Regions from separate parts of the Homo sapiens genome. Here region 2 is linked to region 1. A link is a loop called in an ENCODE intact Hi-C map of the cell type or tissue named here. Cell type or tissue: adrenal gland. All regions are shown on one strand. Links, peaks and the distances in the headings refer to the core of each region. The heading gives the core; the rest is flanking DNA. Region 1 overlaps LINC01091 (long intergenic non-protein coding RNA 1091). Region 2 overlaps LOC105377407 (a long non-coding RNA gene).

Region 1 (5,387 bases), core at 166-5,165:
TAGAGCTCAACAGTTTTTTGAGGTCAGATTTTTAGTGATATGACCAGAGAGCTAGAGAAAGCACTTTGCAGTGTGAGAGAGAAGAAAGCAAAATTATATACATAGGCAATGGGGTTGGCTAGAGAGTTACGAGGGTTTTGGTTGTTCTTAAGCCACAGACTCCATTTTATTCATAGGTTCTACAAAACATTTTTTTTATGATAAAATTTTCTTTTTGCTGAAACTATGGAGGTTTATGTCACTTGCATAAGATAGTCTGAATTAGTAAATGTTAATAAAGCCTACCCTTCTTGTAAAGAAAAAGTTACAAAGAAAGAATAAAATGATTGTAAAGGTTAATAAAAGGATATAGGAAAATAATGGCTTACCATTCCATACTTGCCTAGAGCAGAGCTCCATAACCTGTGTTAGGAGAAGATAACTTTATCTCCAATTGCAAACCAAATTAAAAATATCATATATTGATACCTAAAGAATTGTTCTCCATAATGTCTCTGATTCATAAAGCTAAATGGTGTGTATTCCAAAGACTATAAGTAGACCTTTTTGCTTTTTTAAAATTTGTGAATGTCTGAAGCTCTCTATCTTTTTGGTTTTGTAAGTTTGGAAGAGGAAGGAAATATTCAACTCTTTTTTTTTAAACTATATTTCACACCATGTTTACATGATAATGGATAGAAAATTGTAGCTTAATGAAATCATTACATTCTTCTGTTTCAATATGGGGAAAGAGTTCACAAATTTATATTGAAAGAAAGTCAATGGCTACATGATGTATACTTAGAAAATCTAAAAGAATCTGCATGTACACTATTATAAGTGAATTTAACAAGTTCACTGGATATAGTATCAATGTATAAAAGTCCATTGTATTAATATATGCCAGTAAAAAATGAATAGTTAATAAAAATTGTAAAATATACTGTTCAGAATATAGTTAATTTAGAGCACCTGTGAATGCTTATCTCCAAAATGGCCTACTTGCAAGGTTGGCCCTTAGCTGGCATATGGGAACTTGGATTTCTACAGGGTTCTCATGACCCCAGCTGATAAGAGTTTTTCACTGTATCTATACTGTGTGCAAACAATGTGGTATATTTTGAACATCTGTTTCCCTCTGGGAGTCTGGAATTTTGGTATGTTGGGCACAGAATCTCCAGTGAGTTTTCCTGGTAGACAACATTCTGTACCTCACAATTTATTGCTGGGGGAATTAAGCTTATCCTGTGAGATTCTCCTGGGAGAGAACTTTTTGAAGCGTGTACTTGGTGTAATCTAGACTTCACCCAATGCTCCCTTTCCTTTTGTTGATATTGCTTTGCATCTGTTTGTAGCTCTAAATCATATTCATGAATATAACCATATGCTGGGTCCTTTGGGTCCACCTAGCAAATCATCAAACCGAAAGATGCTCTTGGGGACCTTAGATAGAAATATCATTTACTGTGATAGTAGGAAACATAAAAAACTGGAAACAAGTATGATAAAAGATATACAATATCATTACATCTAAAACTTTAAAATATTATTGAGAACAATTAAAGAAGACCTAAGTAAATACTGTGTTCATGGATTGGAAGATTCAATACTGCTAATATCTCAATTCTTTCTAAATTAATTGATAAAGTCAATGGAATAAAAATAATAATTCCAGCAGATTTTTAAAGGAAGTTAAATTTGATAAGCTGATTCTAAAATTTACGTGAAAAGACAAAGGGCTAAGAATAACCAGGACAAACTTGAAGCAGAATAAAGCTACCTAATGTCAAGATTTATTTTAAAGATATAGTAAGTAATTGAGAGAATATGACATTGGCATAAGAGTGGACAAACTGACCATTGGAACAAGATAGGAAGTCCAGAGACACACCTACACATATATGTTCAAATGGCTTATGATAGAAGTATAGAGGGGAAAGGATTATCTGTTTAGTAAATAGTGCTGCATTTATCAGATAGCCACATGGCAAAAAACATATCATGTACACAAAAGTCAATTCCAGATGGACTGTAGATCTAAATGTGAAAGACAAAATTATAAAACATTTAGAATAAACATAGATGAACATCTTTCTGACTTCGGAGTAGGCAAACTTGTTAAAATAGGAATCAAATACCCTCACATGCAAGAAAATAGTGATACAATAGAGTAAATAAAAGCAGGACCTTCTGTTTCTCAAAAGACTGAATTATAGAGTGGAAAAAGTACTTGCAGTACACATATCTAACAAAGGACTTATCTCCATAATATGTTAGCAAATTTCACAATTATTAAGAAAAATCAACAACAGCCCAATAGGAGAGTGGGCAAAAACTTCACAAAAGAGACAATCAAGTGTATAATAAACATATGAAAAGGTGCTCAATTGTATTAAACTTAAACAATTCTGTAAACTAAAACCACAGTGGGATACCACCAACATGGCTACATAAAAATGATGGAAACTATCAAGTATTGGTGAGGGAACTGGCCCTCTTATACAGGACAGATCAAAGGGAAAATTTGTTACAAACTGGTTTAGCAGTATCTACTAAAGGGGAGCATATGCATATCCTATAACTAGGTAATTCTCCTCTTAGGTATATACCCAGCAAAAATTCATTCATATGAGCAAAAGATATGTGCTAGGATATCACTGCAGTCCATTGATAATAGCCAAAAAATTGGAAAATAAGCAGTATTCATCAACAGTAGAATGGATAAGTAAATTGTACCGTCTTCAAAAAATGGGTTAGTATATAACAATAACAGTGAATGGTCTACAATACATGCAGCAATGTAAGTGAGTCTCATAATGCTGAATGAAGAAACCTACAGAAGACTACATACTGGATAGTTCCTTTTATAAAGTAGGAAAAAGGTAAAATCAATCTACCATGTTAGAAGTCAGGCTCATAGTACCTTAGGATGAACAGTCATGGGGAAGAGAGTGCAGGAGTGGTAGAGATTTTTGTGATACTGGGGAGGTTTGAGGGCTACTTTACAGGTTGTGTTTAGTTTCGAAAAATTCAGCAAGCTGTACACATATGATATAGAAACTTTTCTTTCAATGTGTTTTTTTTTTTTATCAAAAAGCTAAAAAGACAGTATTGGTGGTTTTAAAGTGCTCTGTTTTGGTTTCAGAATTCTGATGTAGTCATTTGATTAAACTGTTTGTTTAAGGATTGTGTTTGAGGAATTTTATCACTTATCATTAAACTATTAGTCTCACGGTGAAAATCTGATATAATACAGCGGAGATATGTCCCAAGTGCTTCAGGAGGACCGAGAATGAAATGGCTAATGTGCGGAAGTGGGAGTAGGAATTCGGGGAGAGCTTCATGGAGAGTATGATGTTTAAGGAGAGCTTTGAGAAGAAGGAATTGGAATAAGCCAGTGCCTTTTCTACTTTGTCCTTTGATATCATTACGTTTTAACTTTGGCTGCACATTAAAATAACCTGTGCAGCTTTAATACATTGAAGCTAGAAATCCATCTTCATTCAGAAATTCTGATTTAATTGATCTGCAGCTGGGAGCTGGGCAGCCGTAATTTTTCATAGTTTTCAAGTCATTTTGATGTGCAACCAGGGCTGCGAATTACTGATTTAGGCAGACAGTGAGAAAGTCAGTCAAGGAGTAGAAAGGAGTGCAGGACAGTGGCTGGAAACTGTAAATGACTTAGAAAGGCTGCATCACAGGAAGTTAGCAAGGCAGGTTAGGAAGGGTCTGAATGGAGAGCCAATCTAAGGAGTATGGCTCTTCAGTAGGCAAAGGGAAGACAGTGGAGTATTGTAGGCTGATGGCTGAAAGGATCAGATTTTCAATGAGCTCTTTAGAAAGATCACACTGGCTGGAGTCTGAAGAATGAACTGGAAGGAACAAGACTGCTGGAAAGAAAATCAGACTTTAATTAGCTGCCTTTACACTTTTTTTTTTTTTTTTAAACAGTCAGGGGCTTGCTCTGCCACCCAGGCTGGAGTGTAGTGGTGCAATCCTAGCTCACTGCACTCTCGAACTCTTGGGCTCCAAGGACCCTGTCAGCTCAGCCTCTGTAGTAGCTGGGACTGCAGGCACCCAGCATGGTGCTTGGCTAGTTAAAATTTTTTTTGTTGTTAAAATAGAGATGGGGTATCGCTTTATTGCCCAGGCTGGTCTCAAACTCCTGGCTTCAAGTGATTCTCCCAACTTGGCTTCCCACAGTGTTGGGATTACAGGTGTGAGCCACTGCATCTGGCCCTTAATGCTATTTTACAAGTTTCTGGGTCCTTATAATTGTTCCTAGTTATAAATCCATTTCCTTTCCTTTGGTGAACATGCACGTCCCTCACCCAGGAATGCTCTTGCCTGCCCTTTTAGACTGCTTGCTTGTCTTCTAATCTTAGCTTAAACATCATCTTCTTTGGAAAACCTTTCTTACCCCTTCTAAGAAAAACTTTTCAACACATAGAAATAAGGCAAAACAGAGGTGATATCAATGGCATTATTTGTCTGTATCATTCATGGATTATTTACTTCTTTAGAAGATCGCACTTGTGTTAATTTTGTTATTTACTAGTTGATTAAAGTTTAGACATCATGAAGTTACATGGTAACTGTGTAGTATAAATGATAACCCAAATATTATAATTTTATTGCTTTCTGGGACATTAATCAGTTTCGTATCTAACTAATAATCCTATTCTGAATTCATCTTTTAGAGATGTCCATGAATTCCCAATTCTTCAAATGACCTTGGAGCCAGCTTTATCTCTTACTGGTTCCCTCATTAATGAGCTAAATAAGACTTTGACACCAATTCACATGATTATATGAGAATCTTGGTTTAGCTTTTTGAAAATTTTACTTTGTCATCCTCTAAGATTGAGTTAGGTCTTGTTTCCCACAGACTGTTCGGCCCCATTATAGCTTGAACTTACTGCCTTCAGGCACCAGGGCCATTTTGACCACTCCTAACCCTCTTGACCCACCTTTGTTTCTCAGGGTACCAGGTTGTAGAATCATGTATGTTTTAAAATTAAAAAAAAAACATTAAAATATCCACTTTTTTGAAGTCTAGGACAGTAACCTGAATATGCCTTATGTTTCTTTCCCAGGATTTTATGAACACTAAAGGTGACAAGGTTTCTCTTTAACTTTGCATAACAGTTTTCATCATTGATTAGAATTTTGTCAAGGGTAATGATTGTTTTAGTTGACGCTCAACTCTATAAATTTAACATAAGAACTGGCTTTCAAAAAATTTATAATTGACAAGTGCATTGTTAAACTCTCTACTGATTAAGTTTCTTTATGAATAAAACTTGGATGTGATTCATCTTGATAACACATAAATATTTCAGCTAAAAAAAATCACACATGCTTATTAGAAAAGGGGATGGAGGGGAAAAAAAGAGTCAACCATAATT
Region 2 (5,387 bases), core at 231-5,230, 350 kb after region 1:
AGAATGGTGTTTCATAGGTTTTCTTCCAGATTTCTTATAGTTTGAAGTATTACATTAAAATTCATCTTGTGTTAATTTTTGTATATGGTGAAATGTAGGGGTCCAGTTTCATTTTTCTGCATATAGCTAGACAGCTATCCCAACACCATTTACTGAATAGGAATTCCTTTCCCCATTGCTTATTTTTCTTGACTTTGTCAACAATTAAATGGCTGTAGGTGTGCAGCTTTATTTATGAGTTTTCTATTTCGTTCCATTGGTCTCTATGTCTGTTTTTGTACATGCTGTTTTGGTTACTGTAGTCTTACAGTATAGTTCAAAGTCAGGTGATGTGATGCCTCCAGCTTTGTTCTTTTTGCTTAGGATTGCTTTGGGTATTTGTCCTCTCTTTTGGTTCCATACGAATTTTAAAATAGTTTTTTCCAATTCTCTGAAAAATGACATTGGTAATTTGATAGGAATAGCATGGAATCTGTAGATTGCTTTGGGCAGTATGGCCACTTTAATAACACTGATTCTTCCTATCCATGAGCATGGAATGTTTTTCCATTTGTTTGTGTCATCTCTGATTTCTTTTAGCAATGTTTTGTAGTTCTCCTTGTAGAGATCTTTTACCTTGGTTAGATGTATTCCTAGGTGTGTGTGTGTGTGTCTGTGTGTCTGTCTGTGTGTGTCTATTGTAAATGCAATTGTGTTCCTGACTTGTCTCTCAGCTTAAATGTTACTGGTGTATAGATATGCTACTGATTTTTGTATATTGATTGTCTATTCCAAAACTTTGCTGAAGATGTTAATCAGTTCTAGGAGACTTTTGGTGGAGTATTTAGGATTTTCAAGGTATAGAATTATATTATCACCAAATTATATTATCACCGATATATTCCCTCAAATATATTTTCCAGTTTGTTTGCTTTTTCTCCTTCTCTGTCAGGAATGTCAATGATTCATGAGTTTCATTGCTTTACATAATCCCATATTTCTTGAAGACTGCTAATTTTTCAAAATTATTTTTTCTTTTTTTTGTCAGATTGGGTTAGTTCAAAAGACTGGTCTTCTAGCTCTGAAAATCTGTCTTCTGCTTGGTCCAGTCTACTGATAAAGCTTTCAATTGTATTTTGAACTTCCTTAAGTGAGTTTTTCAATTCCCAAAGCTCTGATGGATTACTTTTTAAGATGTTTATCTTTTCTTTCATTCTCTGGATTGCTTTAGAAGTTACTTTGTGTTGGTTTTCAACCTTATCTTGGATCTCAATAAGCTTCTTTGCAATTATTGCTTTGAATTCTTTATCTGTCATTTTTTAGTGTCCATTTTGTTTAGGGACAATTGCTGGAGAACTAGTACAATCCTTTGGTGTTATCATGACATTCAGATTTTTCATGGTCCCAGAATACTTGCACTGGTTTCTTCTGATCTGTAGATGCTGGTACTTCTAATTGTTGTAATTATTTTTGTGTGGATAGGATTTTTTCTTTTTAAAATTTTCCTATAATGTTGTTATTATTATTATTATTATTATTATTATTATTTTATTATCTTTTTATTCTCCCTTTTTTTTCCCCCTGTCTCTAGGGCATGTGACTATAGAGAATGCTGGGTAGGGTCTTTTGGCTTTGTTTCTGTACCCTATGCACTTCTTTTAGAAAGTTTTATATTGGGCTGTGCAGTTTGTCCTATAAGCCCCTAGACGGCACTTACAGCTAAGAGCTGGCTACAGTCAACATAGCTGGATATATACTTGATCCTTATTTACTGGCAGAAGCTGTCTGATGCCTCAGGCAAAGGGCTGATTCATGGGAAACACAGTGGTTTGAGCTTTCTGCTGAAGCCTGGGACATGGAAGCCACAAACGGTGGTGTCAGACTGTGAAGGTCCATCTGCAGATTTGACGGAAGGCACAAACACTAGCACCAAGGGAGAATCCAGTGTGTGATGACCAGGCACCCAGAGGTATGCCAAGGCATGGAGCTGGGAAATCTCCTCCGTTCCAAGTTATCTGCATGGGGACTGGGGGAAGATGAGTGCTCCAGTTGCCTGGATACCTGCCTGGGTGTGGAGCAGAGAGGGCACCCCTGCACCAAGATCTCCATACTGGAGTAGTGGGGCAACTTAAACTGCTGGACCAGGAAAGCCGGTGCTCTAAATGCCTGGAGATCTGCCTGGCCATAGAACAGGGAGGATTTTGCTACATCATGATATATGTCCAGGAAAAGTAGAATGGCTCAGGCTATTGAGCCAGACAAGCAGATGCTCCTAATGCCTGGTGATCTGCCTGGGCATGGAGCAAAGAGGAGCACTCTGAACCAAGAATTCTGCACAGGAAGGGTGTGGAGGCTCAGGCTACTGAACCAGATGAACAGGTACTCTAAATGACTGGATTTCTGCCTAGTAGTAGAGAAGAAAGGGCCCCGCTGCACCACAATCTCAGGGGAGCAGCGTGGGGCATCCAGGAATGGCACATGCAGATCAGTTCCACTTTGCTAAGCTGGCTCTGGCTGCAAGTCTTGTCATCCAGGAGAAACTGCAGTTGTAGTAGCTCTCTTCCTGCCTCAGGCTTGTTACAGGGGAGAGCACAATTCCAGTGCCTACTGCTGAGGCACTTTCCATAGTTCTGGCTATGGAGGCCCCTACACCACTCCAGAGGAGATGCTCCAATCTCTGGCCTGGGACTGAAATGCCTGTGCAGCCACACTGCTGGGTCACCAAAGAATAGTTGACTTTTTATGTGCCCAAATTAAAAATAGTGTCCTGATTTCAGTCCTAGGTCTGGGAAAGTATCTGCAGCTTTTCCTGGTGTCTTTTCCTCACAGCATCTCTGAGCCTGTCCCTAAGTTAACTCCAGGGTTTGGGAAAAGCAAAGTGCTCTTACTTGGCCTGGGTTGCTTGGATACCCAGTGGAAAGATGAGTCATAGAAGGAAGCTCTGCCTCTCTCACGTACGGGGCCTTCACTCACTGTCATGGTGGCTGTATGCTAGCCTTCTTCTCTCTGGAATCTGGGATGTCCTTCACAATTCTGGTAGATGCCCATTCTCCTTCTTGAATTAAAGCTCACAGAGTTGATATTTATGTATTATCTTGCTATTTCCAAATGGTTGAGGCATGCTGAAAGACTCTAATCCACTATCTTGAAAAAAAAATAAGGTAATTTAAAAATATTATCCGAGCATGGTGGCACATGCCTATAGTCCCAGCTACTTGGGAGGCTGAGGTGGGAGGACTGCCTGAGCCTAAGTGGTGGAGGATGCGGTGAGTTATAATCATGCCACTCTACTCTAGTCTGAGCTATGGAGCAAGATCTAAATTAAATTTTTAAAAAGGGACTGTTATCTGGAAGATTTCCTAGGCCTATCAAAGAAATATAATTACTATGTGAGTGGAAATTGATTATGTCCTTTGCTATCATAGAAAATATATAGTTTTAATGTTTGTTTACTAAGAAGGCCAGTGTGTTCCAACTGTGATAGGTTGCCTCATGGAAGAGTTTGTCAAGTGTCCATTTGAAATTAGTTAATGTTATCTTAATCTCATGAATCTTACAACTAGATTGTTCTCAGTGTCTCTTTTCAGAATTTGGGAGCAAATCCTGAACATTTCCATGAATTTGTTTTTCTGCTCTATGAGAGGTCCTTATTTAAATACTTTAGGTATTGCAGCCTGGTAAGATTAACGATCTGCTAAAGTTTGTCTTCTAGCTTCCCTAAGAAGCACTCCCTTATATGTTCAACACAAAACAATCCAGGTTAAAACAAAAACATATGAGACTAAAATTTAGATAAATAGTCAAACAAAAGGGAAGAAAAAGAATAAGAAGTTTAAGTAAAAAAAAATTATCAAATATTGCAATGAAAGTTTTAATTACTTTATACAAAGGCCTATATCCATGGTAAAGAAAATTAGAAAAAGGCCTAATTATATTATACCATGATTTAGGTCTAATTGACATATATAAAGACCTATTGGTTATGAACCCTCTGGTAACAAAATTAAATAGCAACAAATCAAGTCAGTGCTTATTTCTAATCAAGCTCAACTGGCAGCAAATTTGAAGGTCAAATGAAATTTGAGCACAAGGTATAAGGATAGCATGCTTATTGGTCTGAGGGTGCCACAGAATACTACCAAGTGAAGGGCTATGGAACTCATTCTTGGTCTAGTTTTGACTGAGAAAAGAATCTTCTGATCTTATATACAGTTTAGAAAAATAGTTTGTTTTGTTTTGTGTTGGGCATAGGAGCAGATGTAGGTTGTTGTCATTCCTAGAGAATGGTTTATGTTGTCCATGGAGGCAGGAGTGGGTTGCTATTAGTTTTTGAAATGTTTTCTGTTATTTACTGAAGTATGTTTGTCATTGTTTACCATACAGGTGGAACTCGGTTAATGTTAGTTTTAGAAGCATGGTTTGTAATGAGTCTATTGCTGGTTAGCTGATGTTCAAAATGTAGGGCTGTCACTGATTGGCTGGTTTTTAGACACGGATTGACTGAAAAGCGTTGTCATTGATCAGCAAAATATGTTAAAAGCCACATTTCTTACATTGACTTGTTAAAATGTCTACAGAACAATGACTTTTATTCTAGGAGTGTGGACTTTTAATTTTTATGTGTTAGGGATAATTTGTTCTTTGAAAGTTAAATAAAATAAAATAAAACTCTCTGTGCCTGAAGTTTAATTTGGGGAAATGTTTCTGTTTTGCTACTATTTCAAGTCCTTAGTAGTAGCAGGACTATTCAGGCTTTTAGTTGCTTCTTGATTCTGGTTCGGTAAGTTATAGTTTTCAATGTATTTGTCCATTTTGAATAAATTTTCAAAATTGTTGTCTCTTGAGACTATTTTCCTGTTATCTTTTAATTTTATTTATGCCTCATCTGTAGTCTGGTCATATTTTCCATTTATAATATTTGTGCTTTCTTTCTTTTTGTCTTTAATTGTCTTGTTAACTATTTGCATATTTTGATGTCATTTTTCTAAACAACCACTTTTTGGTTTTATTGATCCATCTATTGTGTTTTCATCACTCTAATGTATATTTTCTATTTTATCATTTATGCTTTTATTTTTATTGTTTCTTTTCTTCTGTTATATTTGGGTATATTTGGTTATTATTTTCTAAATGTTAGATACTTTGCTCATTAATTCTTAGCCTTTCTGAATTTCTGATGTATGCATTTAAAAATATAATGTTCCCTTAACGGGTGTCTTATGCAGCCCTATACATTTTGACATGTAGTATTTCATTATTATACACCTCTAGGTCTTTTGAATTTTTCATATTGATTTATTTCTAACTCCTGAGTTATTTGGAAATTTTTTTCTAATTTTCAAATATAAGATAATTTGACTTATCTTTTTATTATTAACTTCTGAATTTCTTGGTTTGTGGTTAGAGCA

What was found. Peaks named below come from ENCODE experiments on the same cell type or tissue, not always from the same donor. Only the 100,000 strongest peaks of a DNase experiment are listed, where the experiment ranks them.
Region 2: a loop joins it to region 1, with 2.7 times the contacts of the local background. A loop is called at or near these places in 4 of 110 quality-filtered maps.

What each region holds. Positions count from the first base shown.
Region 1 is chr4:123,751,781-123,757,167 of GRCh38, forward strand. The region is part of intron 3 of LINC01091 (long intergenic non-protein coding RNA 1091); the gene reads left to right. Among named protein-coding and RNA genes, the nearest start is that of LINC01091, 100 kb to the left of the region's middle. In adrenal gland, for the core only: no CTCF peak of the experiment used is centred there; no DNase peak of the experiment used is centred there.
Region 2 is chr4:124,102,520-124,107,906 of GRCh38, forward strand. All of the region lies in intron 2 of LOC105377407 (a long non-coding RNA gene), which reads right to left. Among named protein-coding and RNA genes, the nearest start is that of LINC02516, 450 kb to the right of the region's middle. In adrenal gland, for the core only: no CTCF peak of the experiment used is centred there; no DNase peak of the experiment used is centred there.